3 separate regions of the Homo sapiens genome follow, and all the other regions are linked to region 3. A link is a contact called in ENCODE Hi-C or POLR2A ChIA-PET data. All regions are on one chromosome and are shown on one strand. The core of a region is the stretch at or near the end of the contact, and the rest is flanking DNA. Distances in the headings are between cores, read along the strand shown.

Evidence for each region. A loop is a pair of places that touch in the nucleus more often than their neighbours do. ChIA-PET counts read pairs that join two places held with the same protein, here RNA polymerase II (POLR2A). Pooled maps may share reads with other maps.
Region 1: a loop to region 3 is called in a map of CD8-positive, alpha-beta T cell, with 13 times the contacts of the local background. The contact joins the promoter of IFT70A here to the promoter of RBM45 in region 3. A Hi-C loop is called at or near these places in 3 of 168 maps with a recorded cell type or tissue (CD4-positive, alpha-beta T cell and CD8-positive, alpha-beta T cell), 1 of 37 single-sample maps with no recorded cell type and 8 of 50 pooled maps. POLR2A ChIA-PET finds 5 or more read pairs at or near these places in 1 of 52 experiments (T-cell).
Region 2: a loop to region 3 is called in a pooled map, with 2.4 times the contacts of the local background. The contact joins the enhancer-like site here to the promoter of RBM45 in region 3. A Hi-C loop is called at or near these places in 4 of 168 maps with a recorded cell type or tissue (MCF 10A, heart left ventricle, naive thymus-derived CD4-positive, alpha-beta T cell and 1 more) and 16 of 50 pooled maps.

Annotation. Positions count from the first base shown.
Region 1 is chr2:177,617,362-177,621,711 of GRCh38, forward strand. It overlaps IFT70A (intraflagellar transport 70A), which reads right to left and starts at 1,381. Exons shown (of 1, transcript NM_152275.4): 1 at 1-1,381. The coding sequence starts at 1,340. It overlaps IFT70A-AS1 (IFT70A antisense RNA 1), which reads left to right. Exons shown (of 3, transcript NR_198966.1): 2 at 1-159; 3 at 927-1,877. RefSeq lists an enhancer at 1,454-1,683.
Region 2 is chr2:177,780,913-177,785,675 of GRCh38, forward strand. The region is part of intron 9 of PDE11A (phosphodiesterase 11A); the gene reads right to left. Among named protein-coding and RNA genes, the nearest start is that of PDE11A-AS1, 110 kb to the left of the region's middle. RefSeq lists an enhancer at 3,227-3,276. Within about 2 kb of position 3,304, at least 4 of the 41 ENCODE cell types and tissues checked have a DNase peak (open chromatin) inside an H3K27ac peak, as active enhancers do.
Region 3 is chr2:178,111,095-178,115,529 of GRCh38, forward strand. It overlaps RBM45 (RNA binding motif protein 45), which reads left to right and starts at 1,343. Exons shown (of 10, transcript NM_152945.4): 1 at 1,343-1,752. The coding sequence starts at 1,453. RefSeq lists an enhancer at 1,379-1,548.

The sequences.
Region 1 (4,350 bases), core at 131-2,630, 490 kb before region 3:
AAGACCTTTTCCACCATTGGATAATTTTCAAGATTCCAGTAGATTTTTGCCTGAGCCATCAACACAGGAATGTATTTCTCCATGGTTTCATCATATTCATTCACTGCCTTTTTGATAGCTTCATCATCTCTGTTGTGTCTTGCTTCCTGTACTTGCTTGGTGAGTCTCCGAAGCTGCTCAGTCAGCATCCCTGCTAGCCCATCAAGCTTAATGAAAGCCTCTTCAGGAGCTGTCTGGCAAGTGATCAGGGCATCTAAGAAGTCATAGAGATAGGGTGTGAGGAACTTATACGTCAAATGGGCATTTTCTGCCAGGACATCTGCTGCCAGGTCAAAATACTCATATTTACAGTAGAGCAGCAACAGGTTGCCAAAAGTCTCTGGAGGAAAGGGATTCTGTTGGAGCAAAAACTGTAGCTTTTCAAACCCTTCTGTAGGCCTGGCATCCATGTTCATTAGTGCCTGGTTGTGCAGGGTCACAGGGTCCAACTCTTCCTCTGCCCTGGGTGGCATGTCGGTGAGGGTTTCTTGAGCTACCTCATAGTTTCTCAGTTGGTATTCTATGGCTGCCTTAAGGTTGAAGGCTTCCACCAGAGCAGTCTGATGGAGAACTAAGGTGTTGCCAACACTGCGAACATCAAAGCCCTCGGTGGTCATGCCCACACCTAGCTCAGGATGCTGGCGGATGCCACGCTCAATAATCTCAGCGATATGCTTCAGTGCTGAGGCATACTGTCGGCTGCTGTAATAGGCCAAAGCCAGGTTGTAGGAAAGGTCAGGCTGGTAGCCCGAGGCCTGCAGTGTGGCAGAAAACTTGGAGCATGCAGCTTCATACTGTCCCTCCTTGTAGAGCAAACAACCCAGGTTGACCTGGCCATCGGTCTCATTGTCGCCTCCACTTTCTTCTCCCCCTTCCCCACTCAGCAGCTGCTCCACCAGGCTCCTGGACCCTGGCAGATCGCCCTCGCTATACTTGATGGCAGCTTGCAGGCGGAGGACCCGGCTGTGGTAGGCGGGGTTATCCAGGAGAAGGAAGGCGACCCGAGTGGCCTCCGGATAAAGGCAGGCCTTGTACAGGGCCTGGGCCTGGTACAGGCGGTACTGCTCCAGTTCCGGGTGCAGCTGGCCCAGCTGCTCATAGCACTCGGCCGCCAGCGCGAACTCCTGCAGGCGGTAGTAGCAGTAGCCTAGCAGCGACAGGCCGGCACGGCTCCTGGGGCTCCGCTGCAGTTCTCGGCCCAGCAGCTGCACCGCCTCGGCGTAGCGGGCATCGCGGATGAGCCGGTACACTAGCGCGGTAAACTCCCCGTCGGGGATCTGCGCGCCGCTCAGACCAGCCATAACCACCACGGCTGTTATGCGTGCGGTTACCACGGCAACAGGGCAACCGGGCAACCGGAAACGGAAGACGACGGGTTACTTTGCCACGGAAGGAATCTGTTAGGAATAAAAAGGGACCGTTCTCGTTAGTCTCTCAAGTTCGGTTTGATCTTCAAATATTCTGGACTGCAGCGTGGCGGCAGTCAGAAGGGGAAAGACGACTACTCCGGGCCGTTCAGAGACTGAATCTTCCCGGTCCCGGCATGCATCGTTCCTGTGGCGCCGCTGCGCAGGCGTGGCCGCACTGCATGCTGGGAGGCGTAGTCCCTGTTGCACCGACCCGACTCGCGGCCCGTGTGGACGCACGGTCACTCGCCTTCCCTGCCCCCTAAAGATGAGGGGCACTCTCTGTGTCTGTTGTGCCACCTCGGTCTCTAGCGAATCGGAGGAAGATTTCCGGCACCATGTTCTGGCGATTTTGAGCCTTGTGCATTGGTGTGGTCTATACTAATGCTGGCGTTTGGCTTACTTTTAATAAAGTAGAGATCGTCAGTACAATAAAAGGACCTTTTAATAAAAGGAGCGGGATGGCAAAAGGGAGTTAACTCCTTGAATTCCCTTGGAATTAGAGCAGGTTCTTATGCTACCCCGAGGGCACAGTTTGTAAGAACAGAATACAGCAGCAAACAGAAATCCTTCTTATTTTGGTGGTTTCCAGAGGTTAATAAGGAAAAAGTGCTGTGAATCTTAATTGGTACTGGGAGAGGATCTGTTTTTGATCGCAGTATCTCTCCTTTTCCATGACAAAAAAAAAATTACTGAGTATATGTTGGCGTTTACACTTGGTTGTATCCATTGCTGTGGTCCTCCAACTGTCTCTGCCAATAAGAAATCAGTATCTTTTGTCATCTCCCATGATATCCATTGGTCTCTCTAGCACCTAATATAAACCTAATCCAAGTAAAAGTGTGTTGTTTGCTACATAATTACTGCAAATCCTTTGTATGCATCCATAATAGTGTTACTGCCCATAAATCTTTTCTGTATATAAACTTCACAGCTATCATACGGTTGATAACGATGTCAACCATATCATATAGCACCTCTATTAGAGACTGTTTACATATAGTATTTCTAATTTGAATAAGCAGCCTGCATTCTGCATATTGTAGTTTAAGAAGTCTGTGGGCTAGAAAGGTTTAAAGATTTAAGTATTACATTAATTAAATCAAACTATTAAATTAATAGTTTGTTTAAAGCCACATCTAGGTAGGTAGGGGCTGAACCATGATATCCAATAACCAATTTCAATAGGAAATAGTGACTGATGAATAACCCAATCCATGTATCTCATGTACGTGAGTTTGTAAGGGCCCATTGTTTGGTGCTAAGTGTGTATAAGGAATATTATTGTCTTTGTTTCTCCATTAAAACAATGAACTAACTTTGTGTAGTTAGTAAACTTTGAACTTCTAGGCCTTGATTCCAGCTGTGAGCAGATGTGACTACTGGAGTTGTGTAGTTCGTATTTACCCAGTATCACTGGAAGGAGATTTTTAGTAGGTGTGTGATTGCTCATATCATCATATGACTGACTTTATGTACTTACTCAGTCTTCTCCCTTGCCAGGAATTGGCAGAGTTGGGTCTTTTTGGCTGGAACTAGACAAGGAGCTTCCCAGTGCATCAATTCCAAGAAAGGGAAACTGCACCCATTTCAGGATTGAATGGGACTTTGGCTCACCTAAGACCCCACAGAAAGCAACTGTGGAATATTACTATAACTCTATTCTGAGGCTTCTTTCAATCTGATCTCTTGGTGCACCCTTTTAGAGTCTTAAGCCCAAGGAGGTACATGGGTAGAGGATACTGCTCAGTAATAAATTGGGGGAAGGGGTGCATCGACTTCTTTACAGCAGGCTGCCTGATGGTTCTCCCTTGGGAATTTAGGCTCAGTATTTTATTTATTTATTTTTTAGAGACAGGGCTTTGTTCTGTTGCTCAGGCTGACATGCAGTGGCATGATCATAGTTCACTGCAGCCTTGAACTCCTGGGCTTAAGTGATCCTCATGCTTCAGCCTCCTGAGTAGCTGGGACTACAGGTGCACAACCATGCCTGGCTAATCTTTTTTAAAAAATGTTTTAATGGAGATAGGGTCTCACCATGTTGCCCAGGCTCATCTCGAACTCCTGGCCTCAAGCAACCCTCCCACTTTGGCCTTCCAAAGTGCTGGGATTACAGGTGTGAGCCACTGTGCCTCGCAAGGCTCAGTATTTTAAAATTCTTATATATGTACTGTTACCTTAGGTAATTTGCTATTAAATTAAGGTGAGATGACAACATGGGAATGGGAAATTGCCCTTCATTAGTCTTTCTCTCTGTTTTGCAGAGTTGTATTTACATCATCTTCAAATGGCTTCTTGAAAATGTATGAAAATAAAAGGACTATATTCTCCTCCAAATTTCTGGGATCCCTACCAGGATTCAGTTGGGGTTCTCCTCTTTGTGTGGGTACCTGTGAGCATGGTGGCTGAAGTGGGCAGGAGGGAGGCCGTTCTGTGTCTCTTCCTCCTTATTTCATGTGATGCTGCTCCAGAGGCCTGGCTTGAAAAGAGCAGGACATTCTGCTTAGACAGATGGAGGGCAGGGTCATTTTCAAAATGAAATGAGTGCACAAATCACACTGTGAAATTGGCATGACCATCACTGCTGCTGTGATAGACTGACTTTTATCTGGTCTCTGATAGGCAGTTGGGGAATAGATTAGTTTTGTTGGGCGTGGTGGTGAGAGAAGGCTGTTTAATGATAGAAATTATGGAAAGAATGAAATAGGGTGGAATATTATAAAGTGTCATAAAGCATCATTTTGTTTGCAATAGGATCTTGAAAACCTGGAGGATATATCAAAAAGTAAGTGTATCATACCATTTCAATTAATAGGAAAGCATTTGGTGGTTGCAATAAAGTGATTTGGTGACTTGTAGAAAGGAATTGTAGTTTGATGAAATTTGAGTTGGACTCAGGGTGGAT
Region 2 (4,763 bases), core at 2,054-4,553, 330 kb before region 3:
TTCTTATTATTCATATGTTCACTGGAACAGCATTTTTAATTTCCTTCAAAAACTTTTCCTTTGCATTTACAACTTGGTTGTTTGGCATAAGAGGCCTAGCTTTCAGCCTATCTCACCTTTTGACATGCCTTTCTCACTAAGCTTAATCATGCCTAGCTTATGATTAAAAGTGATAGATGTGCAACTCTTCCTTTCACTGGAACACTTAGAGGTCATTGTAGGGTTATTACTTGGCCTAATTTCCATATTGATGTGTCTTGGAAAACAGAGAGGCCCAAGGAAAGGGAGAGAGATGGGGAAGAGCTGGTCAGCAGAGCAGTCAGAACACAAAACATTTATCAATTAAGTTTACCGCCTTATATGGGCACAGTTCATAGTGCCCCAAAGGATTACAATAGTAACATTAAAAATCACTGATCACAGATAATTGTAACAGATATAATAAGACGTATAAAATGTTGTAAGAATTACCAAAATGTGACACAAAAACACAAAGTAAACACACACTGCTGCAAAAATGGTGCCAATAGAGTTTGCGGTCAATTTGAGACCTTGCCCATCTTGGCTGAATTCTCAATTTCTTTTTCTTTTCTTTTTTTTTTTTTTGAGACTCTGTCTGTCACTCTGTTCCCCAGGCTGGAGTGTAGTGGCTTGATCTCAGTTCACTGCAGCCTCCATCTGCTGGGTTCAAGAGATTCTCCTGACTCAGCCTCCAAGTAGCTGGGACTACAGGTGCGTGCCACCACACCCAGCTGATTTTTGTAGTTTTAGTAGAGAAGGGGTTTCGCCATGTTGGCCAGGCTGGTCTTGAACTTCTGACCTCAGGTGATCTGCCCGCCTCTGCCTCCCAAAGTGCTGGGATTACAAGTGTGAGCCACCATGTCCAGCTGAATTCTCTTTTAATTAAACTTCTTGACCAAAGAGATATGCCGTTTTTGCTTTTGTTTTATCCAAAGGTATGAAGCCAACTCTCCAGTGGTTTGAGTGGGCCCTCAACTTGGGATGAGAAATTCATTCACCATTTTTTCACCCAAATCAAAGGTTTAATGTAATCATTCTATGTCATTACCCAGATTAAAATGTTAATTTTAGTAACCACACTTTAAATCTCAATCTAATTTTTAAATGCAAGCCATTAAGATGCATTCATAAGGCTAAATACTATTCATTAGCTAGTACATAATGACAACACTGACATTCATTTGGCAGTTTCCCAAACTATCTTTCCCTCTAAATATTGGTACCTGTGCCCTTGCCAGAGGATAACATATCTTGTATTATATAAATCTTGAAATTTAACAGGTACTTTGCAACTACATCCAAATTATTATCTGGTGAATTAAGATGACCACACATTCTTTGACACTATTTCTATGAGAGGTGGGGTCTATGTCCCTTCCCTTTGACTCTATGTGGGGTTTGTGTTTAAACCATTAAGTTGCCAAAAAGTGGTTAAAAAGCAATAAATAAACAAAACATTATCAACATTCAACTGGGACTTGCCACCCTATGCCATCCAAAGATTTCTGTAATCAGGTGTCAACTGAAGCTTCCTTGTCTTTCAAAATCTAGGTAAGATCAACGTGAACCCCTAAACTCATGAAATACTATGGAAATTCAAAGCCTTTTTCAAAATGTCTACATATTCTTGGCAGGTTTATATTCTCATCTTGGCCTTTGAGTTCTTATGTATTCTTGTGCTGTATCTGTTATATAATCATCACACTAAATGTGAAATTCAGCTCCCTCCTCAATTTCCACACCAAAAAAATCCACTCACATCAAGAATTCATAAATTTAGTATAATGTGAAGAAGGTTCTTTCTTTTTTGCTTCCTTCCTTCCCTCTTCCCTTCTTCCCTACTTCCTTCCTTTCTCTTTCTCCCTCCTTTTTCTTCTCTTTCTCTCCCTTTCTTTTCTTTCTTTCCTTCCTCCATCCTTCCCTTCCTTCTTTCTCTATCTCTCCCCTCTCCACTTGCTTTCTGAAAAGACAAATTATGAAGTTGCATCAAAACAAACAAACAAACAAACAAACAAACAAGCACCCTCTCATGAAGTATCAGCTCCACCATTCTCAAAATAGATTTTGCCCCTGCCACCAATGGGGCATTTCACTGACCATTAATCTCGTACAGTCTCAGCCTTTACTCATATTTCTGGCTTCTCTCCAATGTAACTTTCTCTTTTTCTCTTTTCCCCCTCCCTATATTCAAATGTATAATAACACAATTCTCTTCATTTCTCATACAGAATCATTTCCCACATCCTCTGATTACTAGAGGCAGTCAATATTCATTCCCTCATAATCTGTACAATATCAAGAGGGCTTGTCAAGGATTTTCCCATACAACTCCTTCCTTAGTCTTAGTGAGGAATGCTGGGGCCTATGGTTAGATAACATTTCATTCACCTTGTTATACTTCAGAAGTTCTCATATGTGTCTTAAGTTATTTATTAGCTCAGTGGTTAGATTCTAGTCTTGTCCATGTTTTTGAGGTGGTTTTTTTCCCCCTGGAATTTGGACTGATTTCTAAATTCTTTCTGAGCAACAAGTACCCAAACTAACATTTTCATATTTGTCTTCCATTTTTTCTATTAAGCTCATTAAAATTACTACTACCTTTTTTCCTGAGGCCCTGCAAGCTAAAGCTTATTCCTTGCAATATAGGCAAGAAAAATGAGTCAGATTGCCACTGCATTACTCTTCTGTAACTAAAGATGCTTTAAGTCTAACATCTGGATAGATTTTGCCCAAAATTAACCTTTGTTTTTATTCTGTTTCCACAAAAACGCCTCTTATTGAAAATCTGTTTGGCTTTGTATTTCAGACAAAAGGGTACTGGTTTTCCAGCCTATTCACTTAGATTTCAAATGGCATTGATCTCTTCCTATAAGCATTGTTAAACTGGGGTTAAGCATTTTATTAATTATCACTAGGTGCTATTTCATTTAAAAAATTATTTGTTATATTCAACAGGTATTCAGATGGGTAAAGTTTATATCTTCCAGGCTACCAAAGTTCCAGACAAACATGATAATTGACTCAAGGGTTCCAGCCTGTGCCACTGCAGGAAGGACTGAGTCCCTATAAATCATTAGATAAGGTAGTGAGAGATTTCTATGCCTCCAGATCAGATAGAGATGACAGCTCCTGTTCAGGATGAAGCAGTTACAGAAGATGAAACCTCTGTCCCTCTACAACCTTTTAGGATTAAGGAAGAGTGCACAGTCTCTGAGGAGAGATGAAAAAGGAATTCAGCAGGACTTGTTTCACAAGATACAGACCACAAAGACTGCTGATAAAACAGGATGTGGTAAAGAAGTCTGCCAAAACCTGCCAAAACCAAGATGGCTATGAAAACAACCTCTGGTCATTCTCAGTGCTCATTATACACTAATTATAATATATTAGCATACCAATGGAAACTCCACCAACATCATAACAGTTTACAATTACAATTACAGTTACAAATGCCGTGGCATTGTCCTGAAACTACCCTATATGATCTAAACGGGAGAGGATCCCTCAATTCTGGGAACTCTCAGCTGCTTTCCCAGAAAACTCATGAATAATCTACTCCTTGTTTAGCACATAATCAAAAAATAACCATAAGTATAGTCAGTCAAGCAGCCCATGCTGCTATCTGCCTATGGGGTAGCCACCCTTTTATTCCTTTAGTTAATAAAGTTGCTTTCACTTTACTCTGTCACTTTACTGCTGGCTTTCACTTTACTCTATCACTTTATACTTTATTGCTGGCTCTTGAATTCTTTCCTGCACAAGCCAAGAACCCATGTGACCTCCCAAGCTGAGTTCCAATTTTGAGGTTTGCCCTGTGACATCTTTGGCTTATGAAAGCAATCTGATTAAGATCCAGCTTAAAATTATAATCATGTAAGTCAACTCTACTACATAGTTTTGAGCACAGAAATCAGAATTCATGCTATGAATTGCCCTAGGCTTGTAGTCTGAACTTGTTCTCTCCCTATTTGCAGGGGTCAGTGGTAGGATTTAATCTGTTTATACGGATTAACTGCTGTATAGATTACCTACAGCAATTCTTAAGACAGGCTGTTTCCTTTCATTTAGTAAAACTTTGTTTTCTTAATTTGTCAATGCTTAGTGTGCCAACAATGGGGGGCCAGTATAGTTTGGTCTTTGAGCATAGGGGCTTTGTGTCAGACTGCTGAGCTCACAATCCTGGCTCACTAGACCTGTAACCTTGGCCTAATTATATAACCTATGTCTCAGTTTCCTCATCAGTAAAAGGTGAGAAATATATGCACTTTTCAATCATATTTCACTGGCCAGAGCAAGTTACAGCACTCCACCTGATTTCAAGGAAGTGAGGCAGTGTAATATGATCATGGGCCCAGATAGGAGAGAACCAGAAAAAAAACTGATGATGAGCACTGATGGTAACCACAATGGTTTGGGCAATCAAATAGCAAGTTATGTTAGAATAGCGTTTAAAGACAATTCTGGGAGGGCAGCCAAGATGGCCGAATAGGAACAGCTCCAGTCTACAGCTCCCAGCATGAGCGACGCAGAAGACGGGTGATTTCTGCATTTCCATCTGAGGTACCGGGTTCATCTCACTAGGGAGTGCCAGACAGTGGGTGCAGGACAGTAGGTGCAGTGCACCATGCATGAGCCGAAGTAGGGCGAGGCATTGCCTCACTCGGGAAGCACAAGGGGTCAGGGAGTTCCCTTTCCTAGTCAAAGAAAGGGGTGACAGACGGCACCTGGAAAATCGGGTCACT
Region 3 (4,435 bases), core at 93-2,592:
TTGTTAACAAGAAGGCATTTCCCACTTTGCTTGCACTCTATGATTTCTCTTAGTTCCACAGCTGAGCAGTCCACCCTCACTGCCCTCCAACCCCAGGGTTGCTTGTAGAAGTTGAGTAAATCAACAGATGGAGTTAGTTCTGGGTTTTTTGTTGTTGTTGTTGTTGTTTGAGGTGGAGTCTCGCTCTATCCCCCAGGCTGGAGTGCAGTGGTGCAAACTCTGCTCACTGCAAGCTGTGCCTCCTGGGTTCACACCATTCTCCTGCCTCAGCCTCCTGAGTAGCTGGGACTACAGGTGCCCGCCACCACGCCAAACTAATTTTTTTGTATTTTTTTGGTAGAGACGGGGTTTCACCGTGTTAGCCAGGATGGTCTCGATCTCCTGACCTCGTGATCCGCCCGCCTCGGCCTCCCAAAGTGCTGGGATCACAGACGTGAGCCACTGCGCCTGGCCAAGTTAGTTCTGGTTTTAGTCGTACTTTTTATCTCTATTACTTTGGCTATGCTATAGGCCTCAGTTTCCTCATCTCTAACAAATGACGCTGAAATTGAATGATCTCAAAGCTTCCTTCCAACTCTAATGCTATATAGTTTGAACTCTGTCCTATATTGATCATCTATTGAGCTTATGACCAAGATGGTGACAACTCTCCACTTTGACCAAAACTTAGTTAGGCTCCTTTGAGTCCTCTGCTTGACTAGGCTTGATCTTGGGCTTTCTGTCCTTGTAGAATCCAATTTGAGCAAGAATCCTGCTGAATCAGTGTAGTGAAAATCCTCATTCTTGGTGTCTGACTACCATGGATATCAATCACCCTGGCCTGCCTTCAGCAACTATCCTGTCAAGTTGGTTTAGCCAGAATCCTCCTTAACACTGATGTTCCCTCTTTGTAATTTTCCATCCACTGACCTCCCACCAAGCTTCTTGGTTAGAAATTTGTCCTTATTAGAGTCAAAATTCAGTCCAATCTCTCTCTCCCACTGCAAGACCCCATTGCAGCTGTCCCTGGACCTATCTCCATGGCTCCCTTTGTCAAAGTCGGCCTTCCTGTACCATCTCTAACGAGTGTCATGAATAATTTTTTCTTTAACACTGGAAAGAATCCTTGGCCTTAGGGGTGGGGTAAAGCCAGCGTTGGGAAAGCCTGTGCATTAGGCAGCGCTGTTCTGCCTGCAGGGAACGATTGCACAACTGATAACTTGGGCCTAGGCTCAGCTGGATTTGAGGATTTGAGACTTAGACTGGGTCAGGGTCCCCCGCGTCGCCAGGGGGCGCTGCAGGCCGCTCCCCGGAAGGCCTCATCCTGCGCGGCTGGACAGCGCCTGGCGCCGGACTCCTCTTTCTCCCGGAAGCGGAGCACCGAGCCGGCAAAGGCTTGGGTGTGAGACAGCAGCGGTGGCAGACACCGCAGAAGCAAAGAGCAGTGAGGCTCCTGCATTCGGGTGGAGCACCATGGACGAAGCTGGCAGCTCTGCGAGCGGCGGGGGCTTCCGCCCGGGCGTGGACAGCCTGGACGAACCGCCCAACAGCCGCATCTTCCTTGTGATCAGCAAGTACACACCTGAGTCGGTGCTGAGGGAGCGCTTCTCGCCTTTTGGCGACATCCAGGACATCTGGGTGGTGCGGGACAAGCACACCAAGGAGTCCAAGGGCATTGCTTTCGTCAAGTTCGCCCGCAGCTCACAGGCCTGCAGGGCCATGGAGGAGATGCATGGCCAGTGCCTCGGCCCCAACGACACCAAGCCCATCAAGGTGCGGGTGCCCGGGTCGGGGTGCCCTCGGGGGAAGGAGTGGGCCTCTTGGACCTCCCTTCACCTGCTGCTCTGCCGGGGTGAGGGAGGAGTGGAACATCCGTTCCCGGCAGCTGACCAGACAGCACCTGGCTTGGGGACAGGGGCTGCTTTGAGGAGAGGCTCCCCTCCCACGAAGCTGCGCCGGGTTGCAGGGAAGGGGACGGGATGCGGAGTGTTTGCCCCACGAGAGCGGACCCGGCAGCCGCGGCCACCGGGTGACAGAACAGCAGTGGCTGGGCTTCCCCTCTCCCTCGCCCTCACTAATCCACCAGCTCTTGAGTTCACTGCCAAACTCGTCCTAGCCTACTTTGAGTACTTTTCTGACCTTCCTCTCTCAGATGCCCAGATTTCCATATATAAAAAACGGAAAAACTCTACTTTTCCTCAGGTACAGATGAGGCGTTAACAACTTGACAGAAGTACTTTAAACTGGGGAGGGACCTCTGGTGTTGGACGTTTTCCTAGTACCAGGCGAAAGAATACATGTACAGAAAGAATAAGTGCAGGTGTTTAAAACGGTCACTGTTACATATTCTTCACATTTTGTTATTTTGGAAAATTGTTTTGAATGAGCTCTGTTTCTGAAAGTGTTAATAGCATACATTTGGTTCTTGACCCTTTCTGTTACTGCAACTTTTCTTTGAAAGCAGACCAAAGTAAACTGCCTTAAGAAGAGCCAAATCATTGTGATAATGACACATGGCAGGAAGGATCATTTTGAGGGTTATTTGACATAATATGTGCTGTCAGCACAGTGCCTCACACAGGGTAAGCCCTCAATAATGTCCTTGTTATTGATCAGTAGTAGCCAAGATGTCACAGCTTACTCCCTGTGATCTCAAATCAGGACTCAATCCTGAGAATCTGGCAATTGCTTAAATTGTAGCCTTCGTCTGCCCCATGTAAATAGTTGCTGTGTATGTTATTCTGTTGGTACTTTGCACAAAAATATTTTCTCAATTTTTTAAAAAATTGTTTTCCAAACTGAGAATGGTATTAATATGGATTTATGTAAATAAAGGGCTCAGAGATATTTCAGTCTCTGGAGGTCTTGCTCCATCCACCAAAGAGAAGGAGCCTGGGACTCTACCAACAACACAGTAAACAGTCCCTTCCTCCCACTTCTCCAACCCTCTGAAGTGTGTCAGAGTGACAGCAACAAAATTAATTGTAGGGCCACAGCATACAGGATCAGGAATTGGCAAACTTTTTCTGTAAAGGGCTGACTAGTAAATATTTTAGGCTTTGCAGGCCACATACAGTCTCTGTCACATAACCTTGTCTGTTTTTACAGTCCTTAAAAACTGTAAAAACAATTATTACATCATGGGCTATACCAAAAATGGAGCTGTGGTTTGCTGACCCCTGTACTAGACTAATGAATTTTATCGCTGTCCAATTATGACCTTAGTGGAGAGGATTTTTATATTTTGAGTGTAACATGGCCACAGAGCCCTTGTGGGCAGCCCAAAAAACTGTCCCATATTTGAAATTGATGGACCACCTTCCCCTGATAAATTTCTATAAGAGAAATTAAAGGCCCAACACCGAAATGTACCCTCTCTTTTAGCCTCAGAGAAATTAAAGATCTTGTTCCCAAAAAGAAATAAACTTTACTATTTTCTTTGTCACATTTTTGACTATTCAGTTTTAGCCAGAAGGTTGTTTCACTGTAGTACCTAGCTAGACAGTCTAGTTTCTGTTTCTTTTTCTTTTTTTGAGACAGAATCTCACTCTGTCACCCAGGCTAGAGTGCAGTGGCTTCTTGATCACAGCTCACTGTAGCCTCCACCTCCCAGACTCAAGCAATCCTCTTGCCTCATCCTCCCTCTCGAGTAGCTGGGACTACAGATGTGCACCACCATGCCCAGCTTATTTTTTTTATTTTTCTTAGAGACAGGGTCTCACTATGTTGCCTAAGCAGGTCTCAAGCTCCTGGACTCAAGTGAGCCTCCCGTTTCATCCTCCCATTACAGTTGTGAGCCACCACACCCTAACAGACTAGTTTCATTCAGCAGCTGCAGCTTGAGCCATCTTCAACTGGAACACTCTTGGGTTGTTTTCAGCATTTCCAGTTAAATTAATTCAGCTTCAATATTTCTATTGTACTTTGCTTTTACAAAGTTTCAGAGGATCTGTAAGACAACAATATTATCTTACCAGCCCTCAGCCAGAAAAGATTGTCCAAGTAAAAGTTATTCTGTGACCAACTATGTTATCTGGCGGAAAGGGGGAAACCTAGAAAACAGAAGAAAAAAATCTTGGCTGTAGTTTTGCAAGAATGCTTCTTATCTAGAGCCTATGAACACTCAGTCTATGAAGGTAAAAATTTATGGGAGAAATCTACCATGAGGAGGTTAATTATTTTACGTATGTTCTACATAGACTGTCTCCTTTATCAGAGATTTGAAACACCTCAGTCCTCTAAAATATAGAAATCTGTGCTCTGATGGCACTTCCAATTTCATCTTACCTGAGGTTCTTTTTTTTTTCTCTAGTGTCTTTGCATATACTTAAAGCTTCCCTATTTGTATTTCCCTATTTACCATTTATTACTGATATCAGCCACAAGACTCTAGTGGGCCATTTCCATGTTACTCAATAGTTGTACTCATATGGTGCTTGACATATAGTATAGATTT